Regions from separate parts of the Mus musculus genome. Here all the other regions are linked to region 2. The links are chromatin loops, found by intact Hi-C in ENCODE. Cell type or tissue: left cerebral cortex. All regions are shown on one strand.

The links. A loop is a pair of places that touch in the nucleus more often than their neighbours do. Peaks named below come from ENCODE experiments on the same cell type or tissue, not always from the same donor. Only the 100,000 strongest peaks of a DNase experiment are listed, where the experiment ranks them.
Region 1: a loop joins it to region 2, with 5 times the contacts of the local background. A loop is called at or near these places in 3 of 42 quality-filtered maps.
Region 3: it touches region 2 in a loop (5-fold over the local background); 2 of 42 quality-filtered maps call a loop at or near these places.

Annotation. Positions count from the first base shown.
Region 1 is chr19:43,596,713-43,604,712 of GRCm38, reverse strand. No RefSeq gene overlaps it. Among named protein-coding and RNA genes, the nearest start is that of Gm20467, 11 kb to the left of the region's middle. In left cerebral cortex, no CTCF peak of the experiment used is centred here; DNase peaks (open chromatin) are centred at 3,720 and 4,498.
Region 2 is chr19:44,831,068-44,839,067 of GRCm38, reverse strand. Pax2 (paired box 2) reads right to left here. Exons shown (of 10, transcript NM_001368747.1): 8 at 5,801-5,902; 9 at 3,591-3,677; 10 at 799-3,098. The coding sequence ends at 2,977. 1700039E22Rik (RIKEN cDNA 1700039E22 gene) reads left to right here and starts at 3,130. Exons shown (of 3, transcript NR_045315.1): 1 at 3,130-3,577; 2 at 6,244-6,365. In left cerebral cortex, no CTCF peak of the experiment used is centred here; DNase peaks (open chromatin) are centred at 1,052, 2,422, 2,655 and 3,587; H3K4me3 peaks cover 1,238 bases.
Region 3 is chr19:45,240,910-45,248,909 of GRCm38, reverse strand. No RefSeq gene overlaps it. Among named protein-coding and RNA genes, the nearest start is that of Lbx1, 8.1 kb to the right of the region's middle. In left cerebral cortex, a CTCF peak has its summit at 4,410; DNase peaks (open chromatin) are centred at 27, 4,417, 5,846 and 6,038.

The DNA.
Region 1 (8,000 bases), 1.2 Mb after region 2:
GTGTGGAGTAAAGCCCTGCCCATGTGACAGCCTTGTGACCTTAATCCCACTTTCCAGCCTCACCAAGCAGCAATTTTCTCACCCATAAAAGATAAAAATGGGGGCTGGAGAGATGACTCAGCAGTTAGGAACCCTTGCTTCTGTTGCTGGAAAACCTGGATACAGATCCCAGCACTCACAGAGAACAGCTGTCCAAAATTCCAGTTCCAGTGGAGAGCTGATACCCTCTTCTGACCTCTGTGATCCCCAGGCACCACATGGTGCACATACATTCCAGCAAACACTCATAAAATAAAATATATATACATCTTTTTCTGTAAAAGAAGATAATGATGGTGTGGAGTTTATAGACCTGTTGCAACGATTAAAGAAGTGGACTTGGTAGTGATGAGCAAATGCTTGTGATCCCAGCACTCAGGAGGCAGAGGCAAGTGGATCTCTGTAAGTTCAAGGCCAGCCTGGTCTACAGAGTGAGTTCCAGAACAGCCAGGGCTACACAGAAAAACCCTGTCTCAACAAACACGAAACAAAACAAAACAAAACAACAGCAACAACAACAAACCTACCACAAAACACTGGAGGGAACCACAGTAGTAAGGGGGTACACACTTGTAATCCCAGCACCGGGAAGTGGAAGCAGAAGAATAGGGAATCAGGAGTTCAAATCCAGCCTCAGCTACATAATGAGTTCCAAGTCAGCCTGTCTCTAAAACAAAGAAACATTTCAGAGAAACACTAGGAAAGTCTTGTGATGGTATCTGTTTGGGGATTGAGGGAGTTGGCCGCTGGATCCCTGCAGGGGAAGAGCTGTACTTGTGCTGGTCTGAGCTTGGGGCTGGATTCCCAGGACTCCCAGACCCTCTCTTTTCTGACCTGGGTGGTGGAGAAGGGGCAGGAATTGTTCTCTTAATCTTTAAGAAATGACTTGTGGAGTCCACAACTGCCTCTTCTGGCCCCAACGCCAACTCTCCATTCTCATCCCCTCCACCCCCAGTCCCAGAAATCTCCAAACTAACCAAGCTTCCTGCTCCTGACGAATGCATCATTTTTCAGCTGCTGTAAACGAATCTCTAAAGTCTCAAGCCATTGCTATCATGTTTAGATAAAGATCTGGCCAATTAGTGTCCTTACTGGAACGCAGATAAATCCCCTGCTCCGGACCTACCAGGAGGAGGGCATCTCCCTTATAGCTTTTTCTTCTTTCCCTCCAAGTTTTGGGCAAGGACACCTCATCTTGGAAACATCCATACTGTGGCTTCTCCACTAGGTCCCAAGAGCCTCTGACCATCTCCAAGACTTAATGAAGATTGGCTCTGGGAATTGGTAGTAAGAATAGAAATAAGATAGCTGACAGCAACAGCAACAAGAACCCCATCAGTGGCCACCCAGATAAAAATCTGCTACTGTTCATGGCTCTTCCTGATGGTTCAGTGGTTAGAGCCTCCCTTCTCTTGGTCCTCAGAGAAACTAGCAGACCCTGAACGAGCCAATTCTACAAGATTGGGAGAATGTCACAGTTCCTGGAGAGGAGCATTGTAGCGATGTACCACACTGCTTTAAATCCACGCTAAGCGTCCACCATTATTTCTGCTCCTCTCTTGCCCTACTCATGGACAGTGATCTCTGACCCAGTTGCTTCCCAGGCCCAGCTTCCTTTCTCTTCACCGATCCCTCCTTTGGACAAGCAGGGGGGGGGGGAGGTCCCCTCTGGCTCCCCAGATGCCATTCTTTAGGTTTCTGGGGATCCCTGCTCGTCACTTCAAGCTGTCCTGTCCTCCTGGGGGAAGGTTTACAGTTCCCAAGAAGAATGAGCTTGGGTAGGATTGACTGGAGGCAGACTTCAAAATAAACTCTCCTCTTCCCAGCCTTCCCTCCCACCCCCAGCTGCCCCGCCCCATACAGGTCTGCCTTCTGAACCTCTTATTAGAGTTAATAGTGACCATCATAGTAAGCATCATCAATGAACAAGGGTTTAATATCACATTCTCTTCCCATCACCACAACATACCTTGTAGAAGACTATCACAGCCACCCCTCCCGCATACATCAAGATGAGAAATCGATGCTCCAAGATCTAGGGAGCCGGTAGGTAGGTAAGGGACTGGTGCAGGATTTTCCAGGCAAACGCAGCCACTCAACATCTTGTTGAGCTAGACAAAAAGATCTTGCCTCTGCTGGGACTCCAGCAACCTGGTTAACACAACCACCCCACTTGGGCAGATCTTTCCCCACATGGGGAGGAGGAGAGGGCTGGGCTTGATTTGTGCAAGCCGGTCTCTAACTTCCTAGTTCCCAGAACATTGTCTGTCTTTTCCACACTACTGCCTGGCTGTCCAGACCTCAGGACGCAAGGAAATCTGGCAAGGTTATGTCCCTGGAAACGGGACCAAGTTGTTGGTTGGTTTTTGCTTGTTTGTTTTGTTTTGTTTGTTTGTTTGTTTTGAGGCGAGCTGCCCTCTTTCCTGTCTCGACCTCTCAGACAACTCTGCCCATGCTAGCAGGAACATCTGTCCACTGGACACCAAACCACTCAGGCGGCCAGTGCCGGGATGCTCAGGAGCCAGGCTCTGGACTCTCACGTCGGAATCTGTGCTACTGGGAAACCTCGGGGACACAGAGTCATGGGTTCAAATCTGTTTTCGCTTGTTCTCTGGAATCTTTACCCTCTCAGCTCTGTTGTCCTTCATAGAACTGGAGATTCTAAAATCACTTCCCAGGTTGCTGGAGGATTCAAGAAAACCTATGTGACTCCATTAGAGCGCCAGGCATGATTGATCCCCAATAAATGTTAATTTATTGTAATTAATCCCAGGACAAGTAGAGGCTGTTTTTTCCGTTTCTGTGTGTGAGCCCTGGACCTCTCTGCGCACCTTGGGTGGACGTTTCAGATCTCTGTGTGTGTGTGTGTGTGTTTTTTAAAGGGGGTAGGGTTTAGCTCAGTTGTGCGTGGGGCCAGCTCCCGTGGTTACATTAGCGCAAGCGGAGGCCTCGGTGAGTGCGTAGGTCCCACGCCTTTTGCATGCAGCGTCCTGTGCGCGTCAGGAGGCTAGGCCGTGGTGACGCGCTTGTGGGGAACCTCACCTGCGTTGGATTTAGATTTCGCCTGCGACAAGAAACTCTTTTTCACCTAACGGATGCATGGTGTCCACGCAGTGTACACAAAAGCCGGGTGAGGCTGGAGTCCCGGGTGCTCGGCCTGTGGCTCATCGAACGATTTGCGCTATTAATGGTTATTTTATTTATATCGTTAGAATTGTCCCCTCGGGTCTGTTTACACCAACGTCTGGTCGGCCCTGCCGCAGTGTTTGGACAGGGGATTACACTAATGGATGGCGAGCTGAGAGGGGTGGAGCAGGCACTGCTGGAAACCGGGCTGCGGGACGCGGGGTGGGCCTGGTCAGGGGGAGCAGAAGTCTCCCGGGCTTGGCCTCTGACCTTCCAGGGGAAGGAAACCTGTCTGCCTGAGATAGGAAGCAATGTGGGGGCGGGAGACTGCTGCTCCCAGGCCCCTACCCTGGGGTCCAAAGACCGATTCCAAACTCTAGGTCGCCCCGCTTGGGTGAGCTTACTGCTACAAGTAAACAGGACCTGGAGCTACCAGGATGCCGGCCACTTTGATGGGCGCCTCTTTTGTGGCGACCAGTTTAGGGAGTTCGGTTTCTGAATCCGGATTAGAGCGGAGCTCCGGGCGCCTGGCGGCCTGCGGGGTTAACGCTGTCTTCAAAGAGTGGCTGTAGAGTGAGCTCGAAGCTCCCCAAGTTTGGAAGATCAAAGATACTACACCCGCCGAATGGCGGGGAGCTAGGCGCGGCCTGAGAACCTACTTGGCTGTGCGTGGGGCCAGAATTGGTGTCCAGGACCAACGAATGACCGCAGCCTTCAGATTGAGAAGACCTGAGTCCAGAATCCAAAGATGCTCGAACATCTTTGTTACAGGGCTAGGGTCTGATGTGGAGAAATAGCTAACATTTAGTTAGTAGTACTGTGCGGTTTTTCTCTAGTGTTCTATAAGGTTGAGCTCTGGCCAGCAATCACCCGCCTCTCAGGGGAGCAAACAGTAACTTGCGTGCATCAGGTAGTACGTGGCAGGGCCAGAACTTTAAACACAAAATTGTCTGCCGAGCTAGAGCAGTGCTCATCAGTATTTGGGATATTCATTTGTGATCTCTGCTGAGCTAACGACCCTCTCTTCCGAGGGTCCACTGAACATACCACTCCATTATCCCTGTTCATTATGCCTGTGGCTTCTTGAAGCCCTCAAGGCTCCACCAGGGATCTCTGATCAATAAGCTTATCTTTACAAGTTGTACAAAAGACATTTGATGTAATCAGTTCGTTTTGAACACAGGCCAAGAAGGTGGTACTTTTACAACTGTAAGCCCAGGGTGTTAAAATCGCTTGCTGGAGATCACACAACTGATAAACACCAAGGTAGCTTCTCAGTGTTTCTAACTCCAGAGCCTTCCTCGGTATAACACTTCCGCTGTGTCTTAAGAGCCTCAAGTTCTACACTCCTTTTCTATTGGCTCCCTCTCCCTCCTGCTCTGTTGGCCAGAGAACGGAGGACCTGCCCTGCAAGATCTGGGTGTTTCTTGGGAGTGGGGGGTGTCTCTGGGAGGTATCTGTAGTTGGGGGCAGAGGGCCGCCAGAGTCGCCCTGAGCACTGCGCTGCCAGGACGCACGCTCCGGTAAACCGTTTATCTAAAGACAACTTCTGTTTCTCGTTCCTTGTCTGGAGTTGCCCTGTACCCAGCAATGAAAAATGCGCCCTTTCCCGAGACTCTGGCGCTGGTGATTAATGTGGGAACCGTCGTAGGCCTGGGCTGCTCTGCCTGGTCTCAGGGGTGGAGGGAGAGGGCGGGCCTGGAAGAGAACCTGGTGCCCCCGCCCTTCCAGCGCCCGCTTTTACGGCGCCCCCTTCCACCTCGACCCCCAGAACATTTTACAGCCGCTCCCCCAGGAAGCTGAGCGCTTTATCTCGGTCAAGTAAACACCATTATCCCAGGTCCATTAACACGGAGATTTTGCCGATGTAAATAGACCTCTGGAGGGAGAAAAGCAGCCCCCGCGAGCTCCCTTGTAAAACGGTGACGGTTCCTTGAGATTTATGGCCAATGATTGCAACGCCATTCCCCCCACCCCCGCTAACCTTCTAAGAAATCCCAATCTTAGCCAGAACCAGAAGATGGGGGTACCCTGCCCCTCCAGCATAGAAATCTCGCCCTGGGGTGTTAGCAAGGCTAGGGTGGGGAGTCTTCAGAAGCGCTGACCTCGTCATTAATTTTCTCTCAGTCACAAGCCCAGGAATGCTGATTCCTTTCCGGCTGTGGATTTGTAGATAAACTCTCAGCTGGGAGCTGCCAGTGTGGACGACCCGCTCGCACCGCTAGTACCCCCCCCCCCCCCCCGCGCGCCCCTGCTGGGGGTCCAGGATGCCTGTGTTCCAGGCTTCTTCCTCATTTGTAAACTAGATAGCTGCTTTCAGCAGGTCCTTAGGAGGACACAAAGCACGCGGGTCTGGTCATTGGTGGGCACTGCCAAAAAACCAGCTGCGACCTAGGGCAGGCATCTGGCCAGCTTGGATGACTCCAATTTTCCTTTTTTGCCTTTCTGTCCAAAAGGATATACCCACCCTATTCACTCTGGTGTCAGCCAACAAGGGTGAATTCAAGTAAGGATGGCGGAGCTGGCTCAGGGTGAGTGGAGACCTTTGCCCGCCTCTCTCATTTTCAGTTTCTGACTGCTGTTGAGTCTCTCTCAGGCAGTTTCTGTCCATCTGGAGTGCGCTTTCTTAACCCTTCAGGTCAATATTTATATCAAACAATGGATTTGGAACAAGGAAGAGAAGCTCAAGTTGGGGAGACAAAGACGGAAGTTCTGCAGGCCAAGGAAAAATCCTCGATTAATATAGCCAAGGCCACTCTCTAGACTCTCTCCATATGGGCCTAGAGGATGCCCTAGTTTAGCTGGAAGATTGCAACAATTTTTTGAGGGTTACCTGCTAGACAGAAAGGCGCTCTTTTGCAGTCACAAGAAAGAAAAGCAGGAGGCAAGAGGCATTAGGGCTCTTTGGTTCTCTGGCTGAGTAGATCTGAACTAGGGACTCTTTTATGTTAGTTTGTTTGAGGCAGGATTTCTCCGTGTAGCCCTGGCTGTCCTGGAACCCTCTCTGTAGACCAGGCTGGCCTTGAACTCAGAAATCCACTTGCCTCTGCCTCCTGTGTGCTGGGATTGAAGGTATCTGTCACCACATGGAACTTAGATAGGGACTCTTAAACCTTGTGTGTGGGGGGTGGGGGTGGGAGAGAGAACACAGCTACCTACACCAAGGACCCCCTTTGGCATTCTCCTAAGGGTGATAGATTCTCTTTCCAGGATAACACATTAAAAAGCAAACTGTAGACTAGTCTGGGCTTAAACTCACAGAGATCCACCTGCCTCTATCTACTTCCCCTACCTACAAGTGTTTCGATCAAAGGTGTATGCTATTATGACCTATGCAGGAGAATATCTTTAAGTAATAAAACAAATTAAGTAGAATCACAAAGAAACCAATAATAGTTCTATTCAAATTCAAAATCTTAAAAAAATAGACATAGTTACACATATGCTTTTATTTTGACCTAGCAAATAGCAAACATTAATGGTAGGTTCACCAACAACCTTAGTTTAAAAGTGGTCAGAAGGGTCGATATAATTTCAAGGTTTCTGTAGCAACCAGAATGTGCTACAACAATACCAGGGGATTCTAGTTTTATATTTTAGAATGTATCCTATTTGTGCGTACAGGTACACATATGTAGATACATGTGTGTGGAGGTCAGAGGCCAATGCTAGTTCCTTCCCTTCACCAGGTGGATTCTGGGATTGAATTTAGGTTATAAGGCTTGGCAGCAAGTGCCCTTTACCCGCTGAGAAATCTCTCCAGCCTAATAGTGGAAATTTCTTTCTGAAAAGAAAGGACAAGAAAAGAAAAGGAGAAAAGAGAAGAGGAGAGAAAAGAAGAAAAGAGAAGAGGAAAGGGAAGGGAAGGGAAGGAAAGGAAAGGACCCCTCTTCTGACCTCTCTGGGCTTGTACACATGTGGCATACATTGCATACACTCAGACACAGGCACACACCTATAAAATTAAATATTTCAAAAAGATTTATTTTTAATTGTGTATATGCATGTGCACATGAGTGGGGATGTCCAGGGAGCCCGAGGCATTGGGTCCCCTGCAGTTAGAGTTATAAGCCCGCTGACACATTTGCTGGGACCTGACATTGGGCCCTCTGCAAGAGCAATATGCCTTCTTAACTGTCGAGAGCCCCTTCAGCCCTTTAATACTGGATATTTCTTTTCATTTCTTTTTTGGGGGGAGGGAGGGAGAGCTTCACAGAAGCGAGACAAGTACTCTGCCACTGAGATATTTTCCAGGCCCCCTTTTATATTAAAAATACTTTTCTATTTATGTATGTGACTTGAGTACATGTATTCACACGTGTGGAGGCCAGAGATCAACACGTCTTCCTTGATCACCCTCCACCTTATTTTGGGGATGGAGACAGCCTGTCTTTGAAGCTGGCGCTCACTAATTCAGCGATACTGGAAGGCCAGCAATGTCTCAGGATCCTTCTGGCTCAGCCTGCCAAGCACTTAGATGCTGGGATTACAAATGTGTGCTGCTCCTGCCCCTTTAATTTAGTTTTTGTATCTTTTCCCCCTCTGTTGTTGTTTTTATTTGTTTGCTTGTTTTAGACAGAGTCTTACTATGTCGCCCTGCCTGTCCAGGAACTCAATATGTAGACCATATTGAGGCTAGCTGTGGACTCACAGAGATCTGCCTGCCTCTGTCTCCTGAGTGCTGGGACTAAAGGCACGCACCCTCCTGTCTGGCAATACTAGATATTTCTCTTGGTGATGAATTGGTAAGTACTAAGAGTCCTGAGCTTGCTGCTTACATTCAGAAGGCCCTGGAAATTGTTTTCATGCAACACATGACTGTCACTGTATCTGGA
Region 2 (8,000 bases):
GTCCTCCACTCTCACCTGAGCTCAAATACCAGGTATTTACAAAGATCAACAACTGGCTTTCTTCTTCGCTGCCAGAACCCCTCTAGGACACATAAGCTCACACAGAAGAACAAAACTCCATTTATATGCAGGAATCGGCTGACCCACCCACTAGCACTCCTCCTCTGCCAGGGGCACCTAAACTGCTTTTCTTCTCTGAGTACACCCAGACCTTCCACCCTCACTACTCTCAGCAGCTGATGGAGAGGTCACCAGGCGACATCCTGGTGGTCCACAAGGCCCCATGAGCCGGCTCTTAGGGTCTAGAAATAAATGCTGAAAAAGAACCTCTATGGTCTCTTAGGGCACACAGGACGCAGTTATGAATGTGCCAGTGAGCAGCTGAATCCACGTTGGGAGCCAAGAGAAGACAGGACCGCAGGCAACCACCACTCATGGAGAGAGGGCCCCAGACTTTGCTCATTCGGGGAACCTGCCCCTCTAAGTGTGGTCACAGGACACTAGCAGCAAGGCAAGGCTGACTTGGTAAAGAAGGGCAGTGTCAAAGTTACTCTGAAGTTCCAGAAAGCCAAAACTTTTTGGCCCAAGGCCTGGGTGGGTGGGGGAGGGGAAGGTAGCGCTGAGGGACAGCCTTCTCCGGACTGTTGTCAGAGTTCAGCTTCAGTCCAGGGGAGCTTAGGTCAAGAATTTAGAGGAGGTCGCAGTGGAAACGGAGCTGGATCCTTGACTTATCGAGGGTTTACCAGTGCGAGGACAGACCTATTCCAGAGGCAGGGAGAGACAAACCTGGAGCCATGGGGAGTGACATACAAAATTTTATTATTATTTTTATTATTATTTATCATGTGCACAAAAAAAGAAAGAAAAGAGAAAGAAAGAAAAAAGAAAGAAGGAAAGAGAGAAAGAAAGGAAAAATAATCAAAACGAACCGACACGTTGAAAGTGGCGGAGGAGCCGGGACTTGTGGAAGGCTAAGCCTTCTCCTGGATTCCGCACTCCTGGAGCGCGGCCAGCTCCACACAAGACTGGGTCAGGCTGGGCCTCGAAGCTGGGACCTCGTTGCCCTCGCCATCCAGCTCCAGCCACTGGAGCACGGTCGGGCGCCGGCAGTTCCCTTAGATTGTTCACTTTTCTCGCTTTCCTTTTCAAATAAAATGGCTCGAAGGAAAGCGCACTCTGGGCTAGGACTCCAAGCCTTTTCGGATTTGTTCAAGGATTTTTATTTATTTATTTATTTACTTATTTTTTTTTCACTTTTATTTACTTTGTTTCTGTTATTTCGGGTCGTCACGATCCACGGTTGAGGAGACATGCAGGGAGCATCGCCGCTACCGAGAGAGCAACTACAGGGTGGGGTGGGGCAGGGTGGCCTGGTCGGGCACGTGGGGCATGGCCACAAGGGGCCAAGCCCCGAGGTTGGTTCTGCCATCTTAGATGTAGCCTTGGAGGCCTGGGGCAGAACGGACCGAGACAGAGACAAGTGAAGAAGAGAAAGAGACACAGAGGGGTCGAGAGTAGCAGAGAAAAGGGAGATGAAGTGGGAGAGATGCAGGGCGATGAACACGGAATTACAGAGAAACAGTCAACAAAACAGGCGAGAGGTGTCCACGGGACCATGTTCGTCATTTTGCATAGAGATTTCTTTCATAATTTTTTTTTGTAACGTAAAAAAATGCCCCCCTCCCCCAGGACGTGCTGTGCTTTAGTGGGCATGTAGCTGTGTCCCCCCTCCCTCCCCCCAGCGAGCGGCGACTCTCACAGCACGGACAGAAGGGTGTATCTACAGGCAGGGGGGCGGGGGGGGGGCGGGAGGACAGGGACTCTATGGTACCCGGAGGGGCGGGGCAGAGAGGGAGGGGCTATGTACAGAGAGAGGTTCGCCTCGACAGCACACACCGTCTTTCTATAAAGCAGCCTGTTGGGTTTTTGTTTGTTCATTTTTGCAAAGACCATCATCATATTAAATAAGTGTAGACTTTTTTTTTTTTTTGAGGCTCTGTTCAGCTCCTGCCCAAGGGAAGGCTGGGGAGGGGGTGCTTGGGGGGAATGGGGCGGGGAGACCCGGATTTTCATCTGGGGCGGCTCGGTCGTCAGTTCCTTCCAGGCTTTTTGCGCCCGCAGGTTGGGAGTTTGGGATGGGAGGGTGGGGGTGGGCAGCGCATTACTGATGGGAAAAGATCAATGCTCGCAGCCGCAGCCTGAGGACACGGTTCCCGCGGTGGCCCCGACGTGGCTGCGTGCTTGGGACCAAACACAAGGTGTCGTGGGATGAGCCGAGGAAGCACAGGAGGGAAAAGTGAGAGGCCAGCAGGTGGAAGAGGCGCTGACGTAAGGGCAAGGCGGGGCCGAGAGGAGAGTCACTGCAGAAGGAGATCGCAGGCCCAAGGGAACTAGGCAGTTCAGGTGGATGAGCTCAGTTGGCGTCTGCTCGCCTTGGGTACCAGCCTTGGAAAACGCTGTCGCCCCAAACGCTGTCCCTCGAGTCCGACCCTTGCGTCCCAGTGCCACCGTCTGGGGCGGGGCGCAGACAGAAGGCGGGGTCAGCTTGGCAGGCACAGGGGGGATGGGGCAGGATTTCCCCCCTAGGGTCTCCCCGGCGGCTCCTCCTTCAGCACAAAGTCCTTTCCTTAGCTTCCCTTGCTCAGCTTCTCCAGCGAAGCCTCCCGACTCCCGGGCGTCCGAAGTGGGCTGCCCCTGGGTGGGCCACGCTGATTGTGTGTCACAGAAACGGCGCGCGGGCCAGAGGCGGGCGGGCTTCCGGACGGCGCCGCGGTCCAGGCAGGCGGGGAGGGGCGACGGGCGGGGCTGGGGCCTGAGGGTCCCACCCGCGGCTCCACCTGTCCTGTCTGGCCATCGACAGGGTGATGAGAAGGGCTGCGGGGCTTGGGGGAGGATGTCTCGAGGTGGGGGTGGGACAGGGACGGTGGCCGAGAGGCAGCGCGTCGCTTCGGTCCTCCCTCCCTCTGGGGTGGGCGGTCAGACGGGGACGATGTGGAGGCCGAAGCTGTCTGCCTGAAGCTTGATGTGGTCCCCGCGGTAACTAGTGGCGGTCATAGGCAGCGGCAGCAGCGGCAGGGGCGGAGCCCCGGGGGGCGGCACTATAATAATAAGGGGAACCTGGAAGTTAACACAGGAGAAGAATGGGCTGGGTGAGAGGACAAACAGGAGAACAAAAAAGGAAAGAAAAGCAAAGAAAAGCCCTCCCCGGGTCCAGCGGGATCAGGCCTGGAGGACTGTGGCTCGGCCCCGAGGCCAGATGCCCAGGAGTAGTGCTGCATCCACAGGGCGGGAGAGGGACAGGACAGGTGACACCCGGCTGCGGATCCCCCAAGGGGTCCGACGGCCACTGTTGGCTAAGAGCCCTCCAGTGATCAAGAGGTAGGGGAGGGAAGAGGCTGGAGGCGCAGGCGTCCTGGTGGTATCCCCAGGACCCGGCGCTGCTCTAATGGGCCTGTCTCCCTGGCCCATCCGGGTACCCAGAATTGGGGTGGTCCTGAGTGGGATCCGTATCCCGAAGCAGCCTGCGCGCCCGAGCTGGCGAGCGGGTAGGCGACCTTGGGAGCCGCCGGCCTGCCAGGTGGCGTACTCACTTAGTAAGGCGGGGTTGCTGAATCTCCAAGCCTCATTGTAGGCGGTGTACTGGGGATGGCTGTATGGGTTGCCTGAGAACTCGCTCCCTGTGGGAGGGCGGGGAACTGGAATTAGAGGCGTTCAACGTGTCCAGTTGGCCTCTTCTGTCCTGTCCTCACTAGTCCCAGTCTTGGGTGTTTCAAGCAGGGATAGGGCCCCTGGGAGCAGGCCAGAGGCCAGGTAATCCACACACTCCGAGCTCTGCATGGGGACAGCCACCATAGACAAGTAGCAGCCAGATCCCTGCACACCTAGGCATGGAGGGAATCTGTGGGCGGGTTTGTGCCTGGGCTCTCCTGCAAGAGATCGCTGCCCAGGAAGGGTTTGGTCTTGGTCTGGCTGCTCCCACTTAAGTAAATTGGGAGCTGAGAGCTTTTACAGTGGACACTGGCTTTAGGGATTCTACAGCATGAGAGAGGGGGAAGGTGGAGCAGGAAGGCCCCTGGGACACTTTGTCCCAGAAAGCCCTAAGAATGGCATCTCAGAGCTGTGCCAAAGCTAGGCAGGTGGTAGTGGTGGTGCCCTCCTGGGAAATAACCCCTCCCACTTTTCCCTCCTGAGGTTCAGTACAAGGGCCACGTAACTGGGGAAGTGAACTGCGGGAATCCACTGGACTGCTCGCAGGCTCAGGAGCAGTGAGCAGTGGAGGGCACAGTGGGTTGGGAGCCTTCGGGAGCTACCTCCCTCCCTCCAGGAGGAGAAAGGCCAGGCCTATGGGTTTCCCCCCTGGCCCTTTCTCCTGTGTGATGACCCCAGACTGTTTACAGTGATCCCTAACCGCGGGTTAAGTAGAGGAGAAGGGGCCCCACTCCAAGAAGGAGCTGGGTGGGGGTGGGGGATGCAGCCACTGGAAAGCCTGTTTATTGACGAGGAGGGAAAGCATGCGTGCAGCAGGATAATGAGCTTCTGAGCTCAACTGTGACCAAGAGGAACTGAGCTATCTCCTTCCCCATCGCTAATGAAACAAGTGTAATTTCCTCATCAGCACTAGATTCTGTTTAACGACTCCCCCCTTGCCACCATGAGCTCTCTGCGGCTCCCCTCATCCCTACCTCCCTGTAGACTCCCCACCCCCCACCTCCCCACTCTTTCCTCACCACCACCACCCCACCTCCCTAAGACCTCCTCCAGCCTCCACCTGCTCACTGCTGGGATCTTCTTCCAGAGCCATCCCTTGCTCCCCCACCAACAGCTTCTACTTGCCTTCTCCCAAGTGTGAGCCCCAATCCCTTCATCCGCACCTCCAACTTCTCTCAGTCAGCCCTATTCTCTTAACAGGCTGTAACGGGCTCCCCAGTTTCTCAACCCTTACTCAGGGCCGTGCCTTGATGAATAAGGCCAATCCAGCTTTCTGTCCTCTCTTTCTCCCTCTACCAGTGAGGGTTGAACTTGAGGAGTGGGGCATACAAAAGGGCTCCAGAGACAGTGGACTACAGGCTGGGAGAGTCTTAGCCACCTTAAGGTGAGAGATTTTGGTGTTTCAACACCAAACTTCAACTCTCTTTGACTTTAAGCCACTCTCATTTGGGGTGAAGGTTAGAGAGGACAGCCACCAGGCTGCTTCCTGAACCCCAAACCCAAGTCCAGTGCCTCTCAGCAAAAGGGTACACTAGAGATTCAGAGGAGCACAGAGGACCTGGGTCCTCTGAAGACATGTGGAGTTGTTGTAGCTAATTTTTCTCTGAAGCTAACATCTCTCTGGTTCCCTCCTGTCCACTTTGAGACTAGCTTCCTTCTCTCTAGATTGGGATTGGTTCTCCACAGTGGTCTCCTCCCCTGGCTTGGTGTAGACCAGCATGGCTTTGTCTGAATGACTGCCATGCCCCTGAAAATGGTCCTTGGTTCCAAGTTTCCATGGAAACCAGGGCAGGCTCTTCCAGGCAGTGTCAGCTAGCTGAGTTAGGCATAGACTTGGACGGATGGGTGCTGAGGAAGGGCTATAACCTAAAGCTGTGTTGACAAGGGAACATTTCTGTATGCTTCCTCCTTGCATTGCTTCTAAAGAGTCAGCTATGGCCATAGAAGGACAATGGTTTGCAGAACAATGGCTTGTTGGTTCTCCCCCCCCCCCCAACCCCCGACTCCCAGCCACAGATTACAGTCCACTAGCAGCTCTCCCACAATTTAGTTAACCCCACCCAGATGAGACATCTACAGCATTGTCACCTACCAGGCACCATTCCTGCCAGGGTGGAGGTAGGGTAGCTTCCCTGGCCAGTGGGGGGCACATGAGGGGGGTAACCAGGTAGAGTGGTGCTCGTCATATCACGACCTGGAAAAACACAAAGGGGAAGGAGTGAGGCCTAGAAGAGAGGGGCCTGCCTCAGCTCGCTCTGGGATGCTCTAGGGAGAGGATGCTCTTAGAGAGGAAGGAGATGAGCACTCAGGCATTCGGACTCCTGAGTGCCTGGATATGGATCCAAATGTCTACGTGTGTGTGTGTGTGTGTGTGTGTGTGTGTGTGTGTGTGTGTGTGTGTGTGTATGCACACCTCTGTTTTATATTGCTCATTGTGTATCTGTGCATTGTGTGTTTGCCCTTGTCTGTATCTCCAACAGCCTCAACCCAGATGGAGATGGGTGGAGATGACCTGGTTTTATTCTTTCTCTATAGATGCTCAGCTATGATTGTTCTGGTGGACCTCTGTCATGTCTACTCTCCTCTACATCTCCTCTTCCCAAACCCCTGTCTTTCCTTCAGGCTTTGAAGATACCCCATTACCATCTTCTATGAGGGTAGGTGCTTTCTTTATTCTGAGTGGAACAGTAGATGCTGAGCCCGTTAGGTCTGGAGGACAAGGGACTAACCCTTGGGCTATTTTGCTATGATTGTAGCATTTACACGATAGAAAACCATCTCTGAAGTGAAGCAGGAACTTTGAGGATAAGCAGATCAGACGAAGTTCCAATGAGCAAAATTTTGCTCCCCCTACCAGCAGCCTCCCTGGAGACTAGACCTCTATTATACAGAGCCTCTATTACACAGAGCCCAGGGCATGGGAGGCAGGACTTTCCTTGCCAGGAGCAGGGTGAGGGGGGAGGCAAAGGGAGCCAACATTAGAGCCGCACCAAGGCTTTGCTTCTGGAACATGGCTGCATGTGACAGGCTTCCCTTCCTTCTCTGCCCCTCCTAGCATACTCCAGTCTTCATGGACAGCATTGGCTCCCTCCTACCTTCCCCACCCATACACTAGAGCCTAGCCTCTTCTGGGGCCCATGATTCTGCTGCAGATCCCCCTGTCTTCCTCACCAGACAACCATTCTGCTCCTTATACCTCCATCTGTCCCCAAGAAAGCAAGGTGTGGCTGGAGGACGTCATAGCACTGTGTATACCTCCCTAGTTCACTATGTGCACACCTCCCCTAGTTCACTATGTGCATCTCCCCTAGTTCACTATGCACACCTCCCTAGTTCACTATGTGCACACCTCTCCTAGTTCACTATGTGCATCTCCCTTGTTCACTATGCACACCTCCCCTAGTGCACTATGCACACCTCCCCTAGTTCTTTTCCCCGCCCCACCCCCGCTAAGTTGGGTCCTAATCATGGTCAGGTCCATGGGACTCTTCTATATTCCATAGCGTCTCTCCACCACTGTCCATGTGAAGACATCGCCTACTTCACTCCTCAGATACATGCGCTTTCTCACCTCCATCCCAACACACCTGAAAGAGTCATCCTTCTCTAAGAGGACAGAGGGACAGCTCAGGCTTTTCCATTTCTGTCCACCATGTGAGCATCCTCAGGAGCTGACCAATTGTCACCTCAAACTCAGGAGGAATAAAGGCAGACTGTCTGCTCCTCCATCAGAAGCCCGGTCCTTTTGAAGACACATCTAGAACTTCAGAGCCCTAGACACAGCCTTCCTCCCCTGTCCCTTCCGATGTGCAGTCGACTCTCCTCTGCTACCTCTCTTAGGTTCATCTCTGTTTTCCTGTCACATTTATAGTTTGACTCCAGAGTATCAGCCTTTGGCTTGCTGCAGTGGTTTTTCTTTGCTTGTGTTCCTGCCTCTACATTCTTCCCTCTTACCAGTCTGAAACGCATCCGCTAGCCCTTTGGACACATTGCTTTCACAGGACCACCTCCTTATAAACACTGCCATTGATTCCCTGTAGGCTGCAGCTTAGATGGAAACCCTGCAGACACTCAGTACCCTCCTGGTCTGTGCCCACCTCGGCTTCTCACTACTGGCTGTTTTGACCTCCCCATGTAAAATGCCCATGCTCTGATGTGACCTTTCCTTGTCTTACTTATAGTTTTCTTCCAGTTCAAGCCTCAACATCCCCCATCCTTCTACTCATCTTGGAAGTTTCTTTCAGGTTTCCATGACATCCGTGTTCTATGATTGACAACATGCATTATCAGGT
Region 3 (8,000 bases), 410 kb before region 2:
CTGTTACACCTCTAGTTAAAAGTACATAAAGTTGAGCATTTGTGTGCCGACAATACCACCCCTGACACCCTCCACGCGGCACAGCGCTCTGGCTCTTTGGCAGGCTTGCGCTCCGCGACAGGCCGGTACAGCAACGCCTACACGCTGGCTCTGTTGGCACCACCACAGGCACCACAGCTTCACCCTCGAGCAGCATGGCCCAGCTGGGCCCACTGGACACTACGATCCCACCTGTATCAGACGGTAAAGGTAAGACATCGGCTAGGCGGGTATACAGAGCCCAAGGATTCCTGCCCCATCCCAGGGATGCCTAGAAGGAGGCAGAAGTGCCAGACTTCAAGCTCTAATCTGGGGCACACCAGACAGCTACATCATTCTTGTCCTGGGGGAGGGGGGGCAGGCTTCAAACTAACCTCCTATATCATCTAAGGCAACAACTTTGGACAAGAGTAGGTGTTGAGTTTGGGTCTTGGGTTCTGATTTTCTGTCTCAACCAATTCGAAGAGTCCCGTTTTTTTGTTTGATTTGATTTTCTTCTGAGATGCCATCTTCTGTAGCACAAGGCCTCACTCCCTAGGCACCAGGGGATAGCTTTGAACTCCCGATCCTCTCACTCCCATCTCCTATGAGCTAGAATTATATAGTCTGGCACCACAAAGCCCCATGGTATAGAGTCAGTCTCGCTTCCCAATAGGAATACACTTTGAGCAGGGCAGTGAAGCCCAGTTGGCTGAATGACTGCCCGAGATGCACAAGGCCCTAGGTTTAATGCCCAGTACCACATAAAACTGAGCATAGTAGGACTCACCTGTAATGCCAACACTGAGGTGTCTGAAACAGGGGGGGTCAGAGGTCAAGGTTATTCTCTGCTACATAGCTAGTCTGAGGACAGCTTGGGTTACAGGAGACCCATCTAAAAACAAAATAAAACAAAACAAACAATAACAAAAAAAAATTTAAAGAACACCTCTTACAACGACTTTGGATGAGACCAGGCATTGAATATTGGTCCTGGGTTCTGATTTTTAGACCCTGCTTACTCTAATTTCTGAACTTGATTTTTCTGGTCTCTAACTTTGGGCCTGGACAGTCAAGGTACCCCACAATTGTCTTTCCCACTTATGTTATGTCACTTTAGGCAGGCTGGCCTGCTGACCCCAAAACTATCTTGGACATTCCTGACTTTGACCATTGGTCCTCACTGCCCCTCACTCCAACTCTGAGTTTCTGAATTCTTCCCCCCACAACCACTGCACCCTAGCCACTCTCCAGAGGTAACTCAGACCCAGATCTGCCATGCAGATTTCTTGGCTGTGGGATCCTTCCAGGCTCTAATCCCCGAGAAAACCTTTCTCCATCCACATGGCTTCTCAAGAGCTTTGAGAAGTTCGTGTCCTCGGGTTCTTCTTCCCAGGTAGAAGCCCAGCTGGCTCAGCTGGCTCTTATTTTACTCACAAGCGAGCATACAGCTCGACACAGAATGTAGATGGGGGCCTCAAAGTGTTGGCTGTACTCAGCCCAGCTGTGGAAAAGAGGACAAAGTTCCTGGAGAGGTAGTATTGGCTCCCCAGGAGTCACCTTAGTGTAGTGGCTTTGCTGGTGACAGTCTACAAAACAGCTGGCTTATCAATAATTAATTATTGTTTTTGTTTATTTGAGACAGGGTTTCTCTGTGTAGCCCTGGGTGTCCTGGAACTCACTCTGTAGACCAGGCAGGTTGGCCTCGAACTTGGAGATTCACCTGCCTCTGCCTCCAAAGTGCTAGAACTAAAGGCATGAGACACTACAGCCAGGTAACAGACAGCTTTTAGACATTGGTGTATTCATGTTTTTTCCCCCACTATATTTATTCCATACCTGTCATGTGTTATCCAGTTCCTTGCATGACCTGGAATTGGAGAGAGAGAGAAATCACACACAGACACATACACACAGACACATACACAGACACACACACATACACACAGATATACACACAGACACACACAGACACAAAGAGACACACATACAGAGACACACAGACACACACACATACACACAGACACACAGATATATACGCAGACACACACATACACACACACAGACATACGCACACAGACACACACAGACAGACACAAACAGACACACACACACACTGGATAAGACAAGAAAAGCTAACCCATTCATACATACTGTGCTTGAGACAAGTCCTTGTACAGCAGCCACAACGCAGCAGCAAATCATACCATGATCCAATGTGTTTCTCACTTTCCACAATAACTATTAGAGCTGGAAGGAACAAATGGCTAAAACAGTTATGCTTTACACGGGACGGCATGGGCACAGCTCTTACTCAACACAAGATAAGTGGTGGCAGAATGGGAAAGATTGGTGGTAGTGGTGGTAGTATGATGATGGAGGTCATGATGGTGGTGGTGCTGATAATGATGGAGGTGGTGGTAGTGGCGGTGGTGATGTTGGTGTGGTTGTAGTGGGGGGGGGGGTGTAGTGTGATGGTGGTGGTAGCTGTGGTTTGGTGGTGTAATGATGGCGGTGTAATGATGGTGTGGTGATGGTGGTCATAGTGGTGGTGGTGGTGTGGTGGTGACAGTGTGTTGATGATGGTGATGATGGTGGTCATGGTGGTGGTAGTGATGGAGGTGGTAGAGGTTGGTATTGTAGTAATAGTATGACCCACGGTTATTCCTCTCTGCCTGTTCACTCCCATATAAGGCCTCTTCCCACAGCTCACACCTCTGTCCTTTGAAAAGACACTCCCAAGGGTAAGCTGTGTGCAGCCTCCCTAGCCTCTCTCAGCAGGGTCATGTCTTCATCTCCTGGGACCACCCAGTGGTGAGCCTGGAGTGGAGAAGTGGCTAAGGCATAAACGGAAAGGCTCTACACAGCGTGGAGATCACGTATCCTTACATGTGAGGCCCCTAGCACCTTCCTCGCCTTAGTCTAACACAAAGTTAGTCAAAGGTACTCCCCATGCCCTTTATCCAGCCAGCCCAGGGGAGGGGTCAGGTTCCTCAAAAACCTCCAGGCTCCAAAGGAGCTTACTCAGGCTGCCTTCACCAAGCGGGCTCGAGCTGCTAGGTTTCTACCACAGAGAGAGGATACCGGGAGCAAAGGAAGACTGAGAACTGAGTGGGAAGAGTAGCTCTCATGGAGCATCATGGGGCTTCTTCGGGCTCCTTCTGCTCAGAGTCTCTGGGTGGTCTTGCCTAGCCACTGCTGTCTCTGGTGTTTTGCTTCAAGATGACTAAAGCAGATCATATCTGTATTGTGCAAATAACCAGGAAGCAGGTCCTGGAGGTCATGGAGTAGCAGGTCTGGATATGAAGTATTAGCTGATGGTTTCTCCTTGAGCATCTCCAGTGTGTGTGTGTGTGTGTGTGTGTTGGGGGACTTTTCATGCGTTTGTAGAAAACAGAATGTAAAGTTTATAGGGCACGAAAGCCCTAGAGAATGAGGTAATGCATTGGTGAGAAGAAGGATCCTGAGAGCTTCCGAAATGAAGAGACAGAGGCTCCGAGGCAGTCTGCTAGTCTTTCTAACCGGCTCACCTCAAACAAGCCACTTGATCCGTTTGAGCCTCAGTTTACTAACTGTAAAATGGGACATAAAGATAATTTTCCTGGGGCTAGGTTGATATCTCAGTGGGTAAAGCGCCTACTATGGAAGCATAAGGGCCTGAGTTTGATCCCCAGAACAGATGTAAAAGCACTAGGTGTGGCTGGGCATGGTGGTGCACACCTTTAGTCCTAGCACTCAGGAAGAACAGGAGACAGAGGCAAGCGGATCTCTGTGAGTTCGAGGCAAACCTGGTGTACATAGCAAGTTCTGGGCCTGCCCTGTTTCAAAAAACCAAACAGTACACAAACCCCATGTGTGGGCCACAACATATACACTTGCTTACAACAATCAAACAAGCGAACAGCTCCCGAAGCACACACGCAGAGGGAAGGAGAGTACTCACGGGTCAAATACGACAGATGGAGTCTTTTCTTGGCTCCTGGAGTTGAGACCCAGGAGTCTGTGGAGCCTCCGGGGTCCCCTCAACCTAGAGCTGCCCTCTCTGCTCCCTTATGGCTCGACTTGGTCCAAGCTGTCTGAAACCGCTCCTGCAGTCTCCTGATTCCTTCCTCTCTGGCCTTCATCTCCACCCCCACCCCCACCACCACCACCCATCCCCAAGATCTTGCATCCTGATTATCCTTAGTCTCCCCAAAACCCTACAACAGGGTCAGTGATGAATTCCCATCTGTTTTCCTTCGTGCAAACCAGGGTTAGGAACGAAGCGGGCTTTTGTGAGCTTCTGATACCCTCTTTAGGTGCAGGAGCCCCAGGAATCACGCAGACACCGCGCCTTAGAGAAAACACCCAGGACGCAGAGTAGCCTGCGCTTCTCCCCATCCGCCAGCAGCAGGCGCTGTGACGCAGGCGCTCTCTGCCCAGGAGCATTAACTTAAGAATGGCTCATACTAATGTCCCTGGCTGTGGGGAAACAGCGTTTTATTAAATGCTTCACACAGATTTGGTATAATAAAGATGAATATATTATATCTTTTGCCTCCCCCAGAGTGAGACCATAATAAGAGAGGGGGAAAAAACAATAAAGTGAAACATAAATACAACGTAATGGGACTTGTGGCGCAGGACGCTTGGTCTGTACCGGCTACCACAGGGCCACGACCTCGTCCCGGAGAGCCGCGCGCAAGCCCACGCTGCCTGCCCAGAGGGTCTCAGGCTCCAATTTCCACTCTGCTTCCTTACAGCCAAGGCCACCTCTGCAGTTTCAGGAATCACTTATTTGCTGAGAAGTCTCGCTGGAGAGGAAGAGACTGGAGGGGCACTCTTGAGTTCTTGCTTCCTATTGGTCTGCAGGGATATAGCCCCTCAGGACGACAGACAGGTGACGATGATGGTTTTTTTTCTTGGCCGGGAAGACACTGCTTCCCCACCCCACTCCCAACCCCCGTGGGTTTCTCCTATAACTTGCTGAAAGTCCCTGGAAGTCCCTCTGTGAGTTTTATTTCCATCCTTCCTTGGATGCCACCAAAATCGTTTACTTAAAAATGACGCTTTGAGTGGAGCATGGCGGCGTGCACCTTTAATTCCAGCACAAGAGGCGGAGAGGCAAGTGGGGCTCTGTGGGTTTGAGGCCAGTCTGGTCTACAGAGTGAATTCTAGGACATCCAGGTGTACACAGAGAGAAGTCCTGTCTCGAAAAACAAACAAACAAAACATAACAAAACAACAACAACAAAAACAGAAAGAACGAAAATAAAATGAAGCTTTCAAAACTTTCTTAGTCAGAAACAAGCAATGCTCTTCTGTTCACTCTGCCAGGCTCCACTCCTCATCCAAGAGATTAAGACACCCCGGTTTAAACGCAAGAGATGCTCAGATTGGACTCTGGATTCATATAATGCTTGTGAGGCACACCAAGGCTGAATCTCAAAGTTCTTTTCAGCAAATGGAGATATGCAAGTACTAGAGAGGATTCACGTGCCTGGCAGCCCAATCTACTGTACAAACCAAACAAAAGAAACAACTGCCAATTGTTTCCAAAATACTCGTTAAAACAAATGGCGGGGTCTCTCCAACCTTGCTTCCTGCTTAGGCTTCAGCACAGGCAGTCCACTTCCCTAAACAAAAGAAAATGCTTAGCCTTCTGTTGCCCTTCCTAAACCTTCCGCACAATGGTGGATACCAAGGCTCAGAGAGGCTAAGACCTACCTAAGGCCACACAGCCAGCTAAGATTCGCCTGCGGCGATGTGTCTATGAGGATACCTGGGCTGCCTTAAGCTTAGAAAGAAGCCCTCTGCAGGAGCTGCACAGTAAATCCAGGCTTTCCCAGGAGCCAGACCTGCGGACCAAGCTCCTCAGAACAAATTCAAATCAATCGGAAAGGGCTGCGGAAGGGATGGAGGGAGGGAGGTGCGGCAGCCCAGGGGCTGAGTGAGCTGCCTCCTGCCGGGATCCGGCTGGGCAGAACACTTTGAAGATCCTTCTAGAGCCAGAGAGAGGGTCCTGGCCTAAGATTCACTAAGAGGAAGAGGGGAGGAGAAAGGAGCAGGCAGCCGAAGAACCCACCAGACGGGTTGAACGAAGTATAAAGCGGCGGGCAGAAAGTGAAGGGATCTGTGGATTTCTGAAGGAGTTAAAGGTGTGAGTAGACGTGGGACTCTGTGGTTGCAGCCTTCTAGGTCAGGAAGAGAGCGGGCAAGGCCAGGGGGAACAGATTCTGGGGAAACGAAACCAGGCTTCCGGGACAAGTATCCTAGCACTTCCTTCCAGGGACAGAATGTGCTGGGTTCGGAAAAAGGTCTGACATCATGGAAACTGGACCTGCGGGTGCCATGGGCTAGGGTACCCTGGGGACTTGAGCCCGTGGAGGGCTCTGTTGTCACTTTGCCAGTAACTCACTTCAATCTCAAGGGAAATCCCAGTGGCCCACAGCAGCCTGGAGGGAGCTGGGCTCCAAGCTCTGGAGGAAACCCTTGTTCTTGGCTTTGCTTAGAGCCACATCCACTTTCCGTCAGGGCCCTTCAGCTGCCAGGCTTTCTCAGGGCAGACACTCACATCCTCTTTTCCTACCCTGGCCCCATCTGGACATGTTTTCTCTTGCCCACAGTCTGAGAGCACTGGGAGCACTGTAGAGCCTTAGATGGGGCAACTGCTGTCCAGAAGGTGGTCATTGACTAGAGAACTCCAAGGAGATCCAGGACAGGGGCGCTGGTAGGATTCAGCCTGGGCATAATTCAAGCCGCCTAGGGGCAAGGGGACCTCTACCCAAGTCTCTTACTTTTGCTGGTAGGTGAGCCCCCAGCTCTTTGGTGAGCCCGCTGTTTCGGCAGTATGGGGTGGCCATGGCTCTAATGCAATGATCCCCCAGGCTGCTGAATTATTCACGTGCCGTTTATTATGAGAAGCCTGACTCAGGCCTTTCTTCCCGCCCCCCAGCCCCCCAGCCCCCCACACCCGCCTAGCCGCCAATACTGGCTCTTAGTACCCTGGCCTCCTCTCCCACTTCCTTGCCCCAGCCTTTCCACCATGCATAATATCCCAAGACTTCGATGTCTCCTGTGCCCAGCACCCTCCCCAAGGCAAAGAAACCTCGGTGGAGCAGAGAATACGGCTACCATTAACAGGGTTACCACGACTCCCCCCCCCCCCAAGTTAGTAAAAAAGAATGTCAAAAGCTGGAAGGTGGAAGGAGACCTGCATTGTTGGACCATCCCCAAAGGCAGGATGCTGTTCCTCAGCCCCTCCAGGCAAGGGCTAAACAGCACTCCAATAACCTTCCGGGGTACACCAGGGTCTGGGGTTTCATTCCAGGCCAGTAATTCACTGCCTACGCAACAGAAGGAGGCCCTGTCTCCCGGGCAGACACCTTTACCGGGTCTATTTCCCTTGCTTCTAAAGGATTATCCCTCAACCACCTACCCAAATGCTTCTGGTTTTTCAAAGCCAACTTCTGCTTGGAACAGAACTAGTGAACCCTGCTTAGACACACAGGGTTCTTTACCATCTTCACAGACGACCCCCCCCCAGCTACTGGGATACAATTGGTGCGTTTTCTGCCCCTCCTTTCTGCTCCTCACTCCAACCCAATCTTCTGTCCTTTCTTCCTCTCTATCTCTGAACCTATCCCATGGCAGGGAATCAATCCTGTTTAAAACAAAACAAAATGAAACGAAGTCCAGTTATCAGCCAGGCCACAGTGGATCCAGATCCTAGCTTCCCCCAAGAGTACCCCTCCCCCACCCCGCAAAAAGCGTCAAAGAACGAAGTCTCTGCACCCTTCTGCACGTATTGGAGGCGTGAGCAGCAGGGTGCTGCACCAGTCTGCATGCAGCTGACCAAAACAATGTACCTACCCTCTCCTGCACACTCTCATGTCCTCTCTCAGGGGCCAAGACTGAGTGAGTTCTCTGCCTGTCTCTCTTTGTCTCTTATCTGTTTAGTTTATTTATTCAACAACTATCTGGGGAACTCTACGTGCCCCGGG